2 separate regions of the Homo sapiens genome follow, and region 2 is linked to region 1. Evidence: chromatin loops called from intact Hi-C (ENCODE). Cell type or tissue: PC-9. All regions are shown on one strand. Links, peaks and the distances in the headings refer to the core of each region. The heading gives the core; the rest is flanking DNA. Region 1 overlaps ANO6 (anoctamin 6). Region 2 has its middle 45 kb from the start of ANO6.

Region 1 (5,384 bases), core at 233-5,232:
TATCAGACCTAAGAAAAGTTTAGACATTCCATATCATTTGGGTAGGTGAGAGCAAAATGAAAGGAAGAAGGCTGTTTTTATCCCCAAATGAAGTAGAGTTTAAGATTATTCACTTTATATTTAAGCCTTTCATAGGAGTTACTTTTTCTATGAAAGCCAAAATTCCATCTTTCTCTTACTGCATTTAGAATTGCAGTTCTCGTTGTCCACTGGATTTCAGGCTGTACTCTATTTGGAAGATTGCCAGACCATCTCATATTTTCTGCCTCCATTTAAATTTAAATAGTACTTAGTGACCACTGGGTACATGCTTCTATAACGGGCATATCACAGCCTACAAATCATAGAGGAGACATGAACATTTCCAAACAGGCCTTTTATCTGCTCCAAGGGTAAGCAAACACAGCAAAAGGCTTTTGAGCCATGGGTAATCATGGTTTTCCTGAGAGTTACAGTTGCCTTTACTGTGGCTAGTGGCCTGTTTTATACTTCAAAATACTTATTTGGAAGAGTTCAGTCACCATCTTTACTAGATTATTTGGCAAAGAAAAAAATCATCTGAAAGCTGACTGGAATTTGGTAGCAATGAGTCATCTTCATAAATCAAGCCCACTACTTTTTGAAAAAGTCATGTGCATAGAGATTTCATTTAGCTTAGAGCACTGGATTTATCTTGCCTCACAATCTTTATTCAGTAAATATGTGCGGTATATTTAAGGTGTAGAGATAAGGAAGCAGATAGGATCCCATCTTCAATAGAGCTTATATTCTAATAAGTGATAAAATAAAAACTAAAAATGTACACAGAAATGCATTCATTTACCTGATATCTGTTCAGCACCTTCTGTATGTCAGGTGTTGTGTTAGGTACTAGAAATTGAGCAACAAAGAAGACTGAAGTGGCCCCTGTTCTCAAAGTAGGCAGCCTAGCAGGGAAGACAAACATACCAACAGAATAACAGCAGATTATATTTAAAGATCGTGAAAAAAGAGACTGAACCAGGATAGCTGAGAACAGAACCTGGGCATATCCAAAACTAGTTCAAGGGAATGGGCTCTCACTGGGAGATGGCTGACAAGTGCACCTGTTATTTTTATAATTCTAAAAATAACATGGCCTTAGATTATCAACTCTTTACAAAACAGGTCTATGAGAAGGCTCAAGATGTACATTAGATTACTGCGTAAAACACCACAAATGCTTTCAGGCTCACAAGTCCAGTCGTACTCAGGGAATTCACCATGCAGAGGTTTTGTTTATAATGATTTCTACAGCTGTTAATGCACCTTGCAAAGTGGTACTATTGCTAGTGGTTCCAGTGCCCCTTTGTTCCTTGCTGAAATAATAGCCCTGGGTTGGAAGGCAACAAAACTCGGTCAGTCACCCCAGTTCTCTTCATTCTTTCTTTGCATTTCAGTTTAGCATAATTATCTTCCTTTCTTGTGCTAAAGGAGAGGCCATGGAGAGCTTGGACCGCAGCAATTCTGTGTAGCTTCCGGAAGTTTCCAAAGGAGGAAGAAAGAGAGGGAGCAGGTACATCTGTTCCCTGCACTCCATCTTTTCCTCTTGAGGAAGGGAGAGGCAGGGAGCTAGAAGCCAACGGGCCTCTGGATTCTCAGCCAGAAATGGCTCTCCAGACTTCTACTCTACTGGCTGTGGGATGTGACTCATTCCTGTCTGGAGGAAGAGTTTAACCTGACTTCGGCTGGGAGTCACAACCAAGCACGTAGGGCATGAATCACAATCTGTGAGGGTGGAAAATACCTACTGATGACTCTGATATGCTTCTCTCAATATTTGTTGCCCATGAAAAATCCTAATATTAGAGAATCACACTGGGGATTTCCTCCCCTGTGAATAGCCAAAGCACCCTAGTAATAGAGTGATATGGAAGATGCAAATTAAAGCTTGCTTTGTTTTCAGTTCATAGGGCAAAAAATAAAGGGTTGCAAATTCTGTTATCACTTGCTGTTAAACAGTCCTGTGACTTATTTTTCTGTGTAGGGATCTTTCATATGTGATTGAAACTAGCAGGTAATATATCTGTATTATTGTTATATCTAATACCTCTAATTCCTTTCAAATTGGGAATATTGTCTTTATAAATGCCATTGAGATCAAGTATAAGAAATATTAACATTATCTTTTGCCTGTGCTCTTGTCTGAACCCTCTATTCCTAGTACTGCTTATTTAGTCCAGTGATATTTTTGGTTAACATTGTAAAAGCATATTTTACATATAGTAAAATGTACTGTTAACTGTTTAAGTTATGACAGTTGTATAGCCACCACCCAAAACAAGAGATGGAGGACATTTCCAGCACCCTTGTACCCCTTTCATGTCAACCTTCCTCCACATGGTCCCTGCAAGCACTTAAAGACTTCCTCCATAAATTGATTTTGCCCATTCTTGAGCTTCGTTCTAAAGAAATCATGTAAAATGTAGTTTTTTGTGCCTGGCTTCACTTAGCACAATCTTTCTGGGGATTCATCTGTGTTATAGATATCAGTAGTAATCTAGTGTATTGGAACTATAAGAATATCTAGAAAATGTATTTTGAATTAAATCTTGAAGTATTCGTTTCTTATAGGTAGCAGACTAACAATCCTTAACCTTCTAATTCTGTTTTTACTTTAAAGTCAGGTAGCTTTTGGTCTTAGTTATTTTTGTAATCTCTTTAAGCAGTTCACATAATGCCTTGCCAATTATAGGAAATTAGCAAATGTGTTCTTAAGTTGGAAGAGAATGTGTGAGGAAAATTCACTCCTATCTCATTTTACAGAAATTCAGATTTTAATTGTCCTGCTGTAATTGTGAAACTGAACTGCACATTCATTCTGAGGATTATTGCACTGATGAGTTTACTGATGAGTGTGACACTGGTTCGGAGGGAACTGTTTGCAGACTCTCCCTATGTATAAGGAGTTCATGTGTAATAATTTATTTCTCCAGAAGGTCACCTTTTTTCCTACTGATTTTTTTTTACTGGTAAAAATATTGCAAACAGATATTGTTAGTCTCGTTTGGTAACTGAAAGAGCTCTGAGAACGGAAAAGTTAGAGTGACCTATCCAAATGAAGGAGCAGTTCAGTGTTGGTGCAGGATATTAGATTCCAAAATATTTGTTCAGGCCCCTTTTCCAAGTTCCCAGGGAAGTTACTGACACTGATGTTGGTTTCTTTTAAGAATGACTCATGATTTTTCGAGCCTGGTTTCCACTCTTAGTCATCTTCCCTGCCTGAGTTAAAACAGGCTTTAGGCTCTCACTGAATTCCAGCCTTGACAGAACCCCCCACCCCCACCCCTGGGCTTTTGATTCCCACTTCCTAGCTCAGCTACATTCCAGTCTCTGGAACCAATTCTGACTCCAGGCAGGCAAGATGAGACAATTCAGCATTTACTATCAGTCCAGCAGTAACCTTTCAGTTCTAATAATTTGGCTTGTCCTTTTCCTCCTCAGTTGTTCAGACTCCTTTCTCAGAAACATGCCTAGGACCTCAGTCTCTTTAGTTCTTTGGATTCTGTGTTGCTCTTGTCAGTGTTTACTATCAGTCCAGCAGTAACCTTTCAGTTCTAATAATTTGGCTTGTCCTTTTCCTCCTCAGTTGTTCAAACTCCTATCTCAGAAACATGCCTAGGACCTCAGTCTCTTTAGTTCTTTGGATTCTGTGTTGCTCTTGTCAGTGTTTCCTAATCACCCTCTTGCCCTGGAAATAAAGTCCTCTCCAATGTGGTGCTACTTCTCCTCCTTCCTGTAGCAGACTCTGGTTGTGGCCTGTCTGTGCCTACAGATTTAGTGACAGGAGCTGTACTTTTCTGTTCCCTTCTTTAGCTGTCATACTGGTGGTATCTTAAATCTTAGCCCTAAATTGTGATGAAACTGTTGTATTTTCACAAGTCTTCCTTAGTCATATTGTGCTGTCTGTTCTAAGTAGGGCTGTGAATAAGAGTGGGGTACAGTTTCCTGCAATAAGAGATGGGAGGCTTAACTTCAGCTTGGCACGTAAGAAAGATCAAATGTTTACTGCAATGTGGGAAAACCACCTCCTGGGCATAATAGAAATCCAGGCCTGGCAGTAAACAATTCTATTCAAAAGCAGCTTCTCAGGGCTGAGGAATGACCTAGTTGAGTGGCATGACATCTGAGCAGAACTAGCAAGGAGGCTTGGTGGTATGCCGCCTTTTAACTCCAGCACCTGTGGCTCTTGAGCATTCTCCTCATTCTTCAGTATGGAAAATGGATATTTTCTCAGTCTTGTGCAAAAACAGCTTCAAGAAAAGTCCCCTAGTCAAAAATTCCAGTATTTGGAAGTGTACCAGGAGTCCAAAAAGTTGAGAACTACTCCTGGCTTTTTCCTTCCCTCCCTCACACTGACGGCATTCCTGAACTAGCATGCCTGTCTGTCTCTACATTTCTGGGTGACTGCCTCATCCCAGGTGGCCTTCCTCCAGCTGTGAGCTGGGTGTGTTCCCAGGTATTTAATCCACCCTTGGGGCAAGTTCTTCCAGGCAGCCTCCAGTGCCCCTTCCGGGATCCTGGCTGGATCAGGCTGACTGTCCTTGGAAGTGAAAGAGGCTACATATGAAGGGGAGAAGGGTCCTCTCTGCCTCAGGAGAAGGAAATTAGTTACAGGTGCATGCATAGGCAAAATAGCCCCAATCCTGTTGTGATATAACAGAATTTAGAAGACATCTGGCTCAAATTTTAATTTTCAAAAAGTGATAAATTCTGTGAAGAGGTAACCTGTAGAGTTTATTGTCAAATTAATGGTAGAGCTACTGTATGTGCCACTGTCAGTTGTTAATTATTATTATTATTTTTTTAAGTTCTAGGGTACATGTGCACAACATTTAGGTTTGTTACATAGGTATACATGTACCATGTTGGTTTGCTGCACCTATCAACTCATCATTTACATAAAGTATTTCTCCTGATGATATCCCTCCTGCAGCCCCCCACCTTCTAATAGGCCCTGGTGTGTGCTGTTCCCCACCCTGTGTCCAAGTGTTCTCATTGTTCAATTCCCAACTATAAATGAGAACATGAGTTTGGTTTTCTGTCCTTGTGATAGTTTGCTGAGAATGATGGTTTCCAGCTTCATCCATGTCCCTGCAAAGGACATGAGCTCATCCTTTTTTATGGTTGCATAGTATTCCACGGTGTATATGTGCCACATTTTCTTAATCCAGTCTACCACTGATGGACATTTGGGTTGGTTCCAAGTCTTTGCTATTGTGAATAGTGCTGCAATAAACATACGTGTGCATGTGTCTTCATAGTAGAATGATTTATAATCCTTTGGGTATATACCCAGTAATGGGATGGCTGGGTCAAATGGTATTTCTAGTTCTAGATCCTTGAGGAATTGCCACACTGTCTTC
Region 2 (5,384 bases), core at 57-5,056, 63 kb before region 1:
TACATTTCTGGCATTATCAAAACAACTCATATATTTGAAGTAATTTAAATCATTATGTAGACTTAAGATCAGCAGTTTTCTAAATGCTCACATTTGTATATATCCTTTTCTAAACCTCCGCTCACTTTTCTTTTCCTGCATGATTTGGAAAATGTAAGCAAGCAACTGGATTTTCCTATCATTCTAAATTGAAGTCCCTTCATTATCTATTTTCAACATTACTGTCTTTAGTAGATTTTGTTCAGAACCTTCTGCAGACATCATGACTTAACAAGTACAATGTCTCTTCTCCCATATTAAAGATGTCACTACTTCCAAAGCAGAGGAATTCATACTTTGATGAATTTATGAAAGAAAACCCCCCCAAACCCAGCATATAACTCAACAGATTCCAAACCAACTCTGCAGAGGTTTGATCCGTTCTTTCTTCTCACAGCCAACAGATAGAATCACGACCCGAAAATTTCCTAGTTACTACACTGTGAACAACCAGACTATTGGAAAGGGAGCCAAAACTAAAGCCCTCTGTCCTCTGAGAAGATGAATACAATTCACCAAAGTAAGTATTCACTTTTGCCCACTGGTAGAAAGGGCACAACAAAGGCCTCTAAGTGAGCACTGGAGAATGATACCATCTGTTGCACCTGTTGTGGAGAACAGCTGGTCTAGAGACCATATTGTAGATTGCAAGAAAGAGTAAATGTTTACAGAATTGCTATTTATTCTTGGGTTCAAATTCACTGCTGTAGCAAGTGTCTTGTGAAATGTGATTGAAACAGATTTTGCAAAATTTTAAGTGACCAGAGCCCTCTTTCTCTTAGAGTAAACTAAAGAAATAGGAAATTGAAACTTTGTTTCTTGGCTTATGAATTTAGAAAGATGGTTTCTAAGGTTACACTTGATTTTTAACTTGAGTATGTGAGTTTGCTTTGACCAGAATGTTTTTCTCTTCACATACCTTTCTAAGATTTAGTAGAATATAGTAATCAACATATAATTATATATACACATAGGTATAATATATGTGTAAAGGTATGTGGATGTATGTGAAATTTTGGATACCTGCTTCTGAGGCTATAAACTGAAAGTAGCAATTCCATGTTACTATCTTGTTATGTGACAGTTACATGTACATATATTATTAGGAATACGTCAGAAGAAAATGAAAACGTATACCAAATACAGCAGGTTCCTTTGAAATACTTTAAAAAGAATCAATGTTTTTTGTTTGTTTGTTTTGTTTTGAGATGGAGTCTCACTCTGTTGCCCAGGCTGGAGTGCAGTGGCATGATCTCGGCTCACTGCAACCTCCTCCTCCTGGGTCCAAGCAATTCTCCTGTCTCAGCCTCCCAAGTAGCTGGGACTACAGGCGTGCACCAACACACCTGGCTAATTTTTGTATTTTTAATAGAAATGGGGTTTCACCATGTTGGCCAGGCTGGTCTCAAACTCCTGGCCTCAGGTGATCCACCTGCCTGGGCCTCCCAAAGTGCTGGGATAACAGGCGTGAGCCGCCACATCTGGCCAACTTTTTAAAAATTTATTTATTTTGTAGAGAAGGGGTCTCGCAATGTTGCCCAGGCTGGTCAAGAAACAATATCCTTTATATTGCCAGTATAATATCCTTTATATTGGCAGTATAATGTTGCCAATATTTGTGTCCTTCTCACAGACCCGAAGGTCAATAAAATATATAAACTATATAGTCTAGAAAGGTAGAATGCTAAGGTTCTATGGTGTTCTCTAAAAATAATTTGCCAGTGGCATTACAGCAATATGTTCCAAAGGCTACTATACTTTTCTCGTCTTTCAGAATATCAAGTCATACACAAATGGACCTTTTAAATTTGCTTGTAATGCAATCACAGCATTTTAGTTAAATTTGAATTCATGACGGGGTCATCTTTTCTCAAAATATTTGGAAAAACTGGTTTGAACTATGGACAAGAACATGTCTTTCTGACTCAACTCCTAAGTTATTCTGTGCATCAGTAGTTTATCCCTTTCTCTTCTTCAGAGAGAAAGAATGGAAGGGACGGGGAGGGAGAACATGTTCCGCAAGGTGCCTTTGGAAGCTGGGCTATTGACAGTGCACCACCAGGGGGCAGCATAAAGCAGAGAAGCAGGAGATTGGATTTGGTCCTGCTCAGCTCTCTCCTTGATTGTCATCTAAACTCTCTGAGCCTCAGTTTATCACAGTGACTCCAGGATTTTGATATAATTATTGTTATTGTTGTTTTGAGAATGTTTTGTTGTAACTAATGACACACTTGGAGGGCCTGAAGTGCTGGGGGACATGGGTTGGGAATGCAAGGGTGGGCCACCAAGGGTCAATTTGTTTGGGGGACGATGGAAACTCCTGGAACCCTCCATTCTAAAGCACCAGTGGTTTGGCCCAAGTGCAGTGCAAGGATGGGGAAAGGGAGGGACTTCTGAGTACTGTTGGAGGTGTGGTGCTCACTAGCTTTCCCCTTACATCTAATGCAGGATGACCAGGGGGATATGTTGTGTGGTAGATTCTTGGGGCAGGGCATATAAAGATAAATATCAGTCTATTAATTTGTAAAAAGGCATTGCTGTCTCAGGTATGAGAACAATCATGCCTTTGTAATAAGAGCATACTCTCCCTTTCGACAGACTGATGTGGAAAACAAAATAATCAGAAGGTTGCTGGGTGATGACCTTTGAATTATATCTGGGTAAGATACATCTGTCTCCCACAAATGTGATCTTACTGGCCAGACCAGAACCTTTGAAGTCTAACAGCTCATGCCCTCTCTCCTCTCCTGGTATGGCACAGACACTGCCCACCAATATTGTTTTGCAACATTAGTTTTATCCATGGGCTTGGGAAAATAGTGATTATGTATCTTAAAAAGAACTGAAATAAATGATCCTTGATTTCTCTTCTGGGTTCTCCAATTTCTCTTCCCTGGTTCTTTTCTGTGATTTGTTCAGAATCATAGTATTTGTGATTCTGTGGTGTCACAAAGCAGTAACATAGCTTAATGGTAAAGACTTCCAGCACTGGAGCCAGACTGCCTGGGTCCAGATCTTGACACTAACTTGCCATGTCTCTGTGACTCTACTTTCTTTTTCTTTTTTTTCTTTTTTTTTTTTTTTAGAAGAGTTTCACTCTTGTTGCCCAGGGTGGAGTGTGGCACGATCTCGGCTCACTGCAACCACTGCCTCCCGGGTTCAAGTGACTCTCCTGCCTCAGCCTACCAAGTAGCTAGGATTACAGGCATGCACCACCACGCCTGGCTAATTTTGTATTTTTAGTAGAGACAGGGTTTCACCATGTTGGTCAGGCTGGTCTCGAACTCCACACCTCAAGTGATCCATCCGCCTCAGCCTCCCAAAGTGCTGGGATTACAGGCGTGAGCCACCGCACCCAGCCGACTCTACTTTCTTTACCTCTAACATGGGGAGACTAATAGTATCTATTTTCCAAAGTTGTCATGAAGATTAGGAGTGAATACACATAATGCATTTGACATAGTGCTAACCATATAGAAAGCACTGAAATTTTACATATTTTGAGAATGTACTTGCCCATTTCCTTTGTAATTTACATTTTGTGTGTGTGGCTTTAATGAACTCAATGTTAAGTAATGACTTTTCATGTTACATAACAATGTGGTGTTATAACCCGGTTAAGTACTTAATATATACATGATGCCAATTTTAGCAGTATTATTATTACTATTATTGTAATAAATCACAATGCTGAAATTTCTTAAAATTAATGAGCATATATTCTCCAGGCACAAAGAAAATAAATACCTATTTATGGTTGAAATCTTTTTCAACTCAAGCCATACCCTTCAGAGGGAGACAATCTGTTGATCACTTCCAGAGCCGTCCCCTGGGAAAAAAGAGACTAGAAAAAAAGAAGCCTTGGGGATATGCTTTGCATGCATTAGCAAAGTCCAAGGTGAGTTTTCTGCACAATTGTGTCAGGGTATGTTTGTGCTAGCTTATTTTTATTCTCATTGTAGGGCCAGAGTAATTAAGGAAAACATCTAGTTATGAAATACTGGTAAAAGTTACAAGATAGAGGACAATTAAAAACCACATAGATGGAACTCATTTAGCAATTCCAAGTAGATACAATTGAATTTGCTTTTTTATGGTTGTTTTTGAATCATTCAATTCATGTAAAATATATTATCTCAAGCATTTTTAAAATTTCATCTTCCAAGGGCTTAAGATTTAATAAGCAGCAAGCTAAAAACCATAGTCAAATGTGTAAATCCTTTGTACAAATAATAGATAAGATGATTTATTAGAGAATGTAATAGCCAATATAACACTTAATCTTGAGTAAATGAATAATTTGTGAAGGACTTCATGACTTTTTAAGAAATTTGTAATCACATGGTAGATTTAGATCAACGCTTTGGGTAATTTCTGAATGTAAAATAATAAAAATATAATAGGATGAATTCTTGAAGTTTGGAATATAAAAAGCATGATTGATGCTGTGAAATCATGGTTTTTATTTTTTTTAATTTTATTTATTTATTTATTTTTATTTTTATTTTTTTTTACACTTTAGCACTTTATTCCCTGAAGTTAGGAGGTGCTGCCCAGCAGCCATCATACAACCTCATCAGATTCCAGCCCATGGACCTCTTATAAAGCGTCCAGTATGGCCATCTGCTTCTTCATGGCAGGGAGGTAAAGGCTGAGGTCCCTCTGCATCCCAATACTGAAAGCTTCTTTCCGGTGGTCACCTTCCTTTACGGTTAACGCGGCCACAAAATCTTCATAGGATGGAGTTGCCCTTAAAGCTAACGCAAAAACCCCTCGAACTACCCAGCCATGGTGTTGCCGCAATGTTTTACCATATGCGTTATTCAGGGCTGTCTGGATATCCTTTTCCCCATTTTTCACTTCTGTCAAAAATCCCTTCAAAAATTTGAGACCTCTCTTCAGCCACAAGAGGGCTTCAGTCGCTGAGTTCCTAACCTGGGCTACATCCGCCTCCACTTCGTGCAGCACTATCTTCTGGAGAGTGGTAAACTCTTCTTTGTTGGTTATATACTTCTGATTTACTTTCTTAATATTTTCAACAAGATCCATCTTAACAGGAGCAAACACTGTAGGGCCAAGTTTGTCTAATACTGGAACCACAGCACAACATGATGCCAAGAATGCTTCTGTGGGAATGCCACTGTCTTCCAGAAGTTCAATGTCACTAAAGCTTGTGTTCATGGTACTAAAGAAAGTTGGGATAACTTCTTTGCCTTCCTCCCAGAGGCATTCTGGAGAGCAACTTGAGTCTGATCCAGACTGAGACAAGTTATTGTCATGATTTTTCAGGTTTTCCATTCTATCTTCCTTCATTATTTCACCTTGGACGGTTATATTATCATCTG

The links. Hi-C counts contacts between places; a loop is a spot of excess contacts. Peaks named below come from ENCODE experiments on the same cell type or tissue, not always from the same donor. Only the 100,000 strongest peaks of a DNase experiment are listed, where the experiment ranks them.
Region 2: it touches region 1 in a loop (2.9-fold over the local background); 3 of 110 quality-filtered maps call a loop at or near these places.

What each region holds. Positions count from the first base shown.
Region 1 is chr12:45,231,429-45,236,812 of GRCh38, forward strand. All of the region lies in intron 1 of ANO6 (anoctamin 6), which reads left to right. Among named protein-coding and RNA genes, the nearest start is that of ANO6, 18 kb to the left of the region's middle. In PC-9, for the core only: no CTCF peak of the experiment used is centred there; DNase peaks (open chromatin) are centred at 613, 1,693, 3,213, 4,443 and 1 weaker place; H3K4me3 peaks cover 3,135 bases; H3K27ac peaks cover 4,931 bases.
Region 2 is chr12:45,168,552-45,173,935 of GRCh38, forward strand. It overlaps the pseudogene PLEKHA8P1. Among named protein-coding and RNA genes, the nearest start is that of ANO6, 45 kb to the right of the region's middle. In PC-9, for the core only: CTCF peaks have their summits at 2,093 (motif pointing right), 2,294 and 4,932 (motif pointing right); no DNase peak of the experiment used is centred there.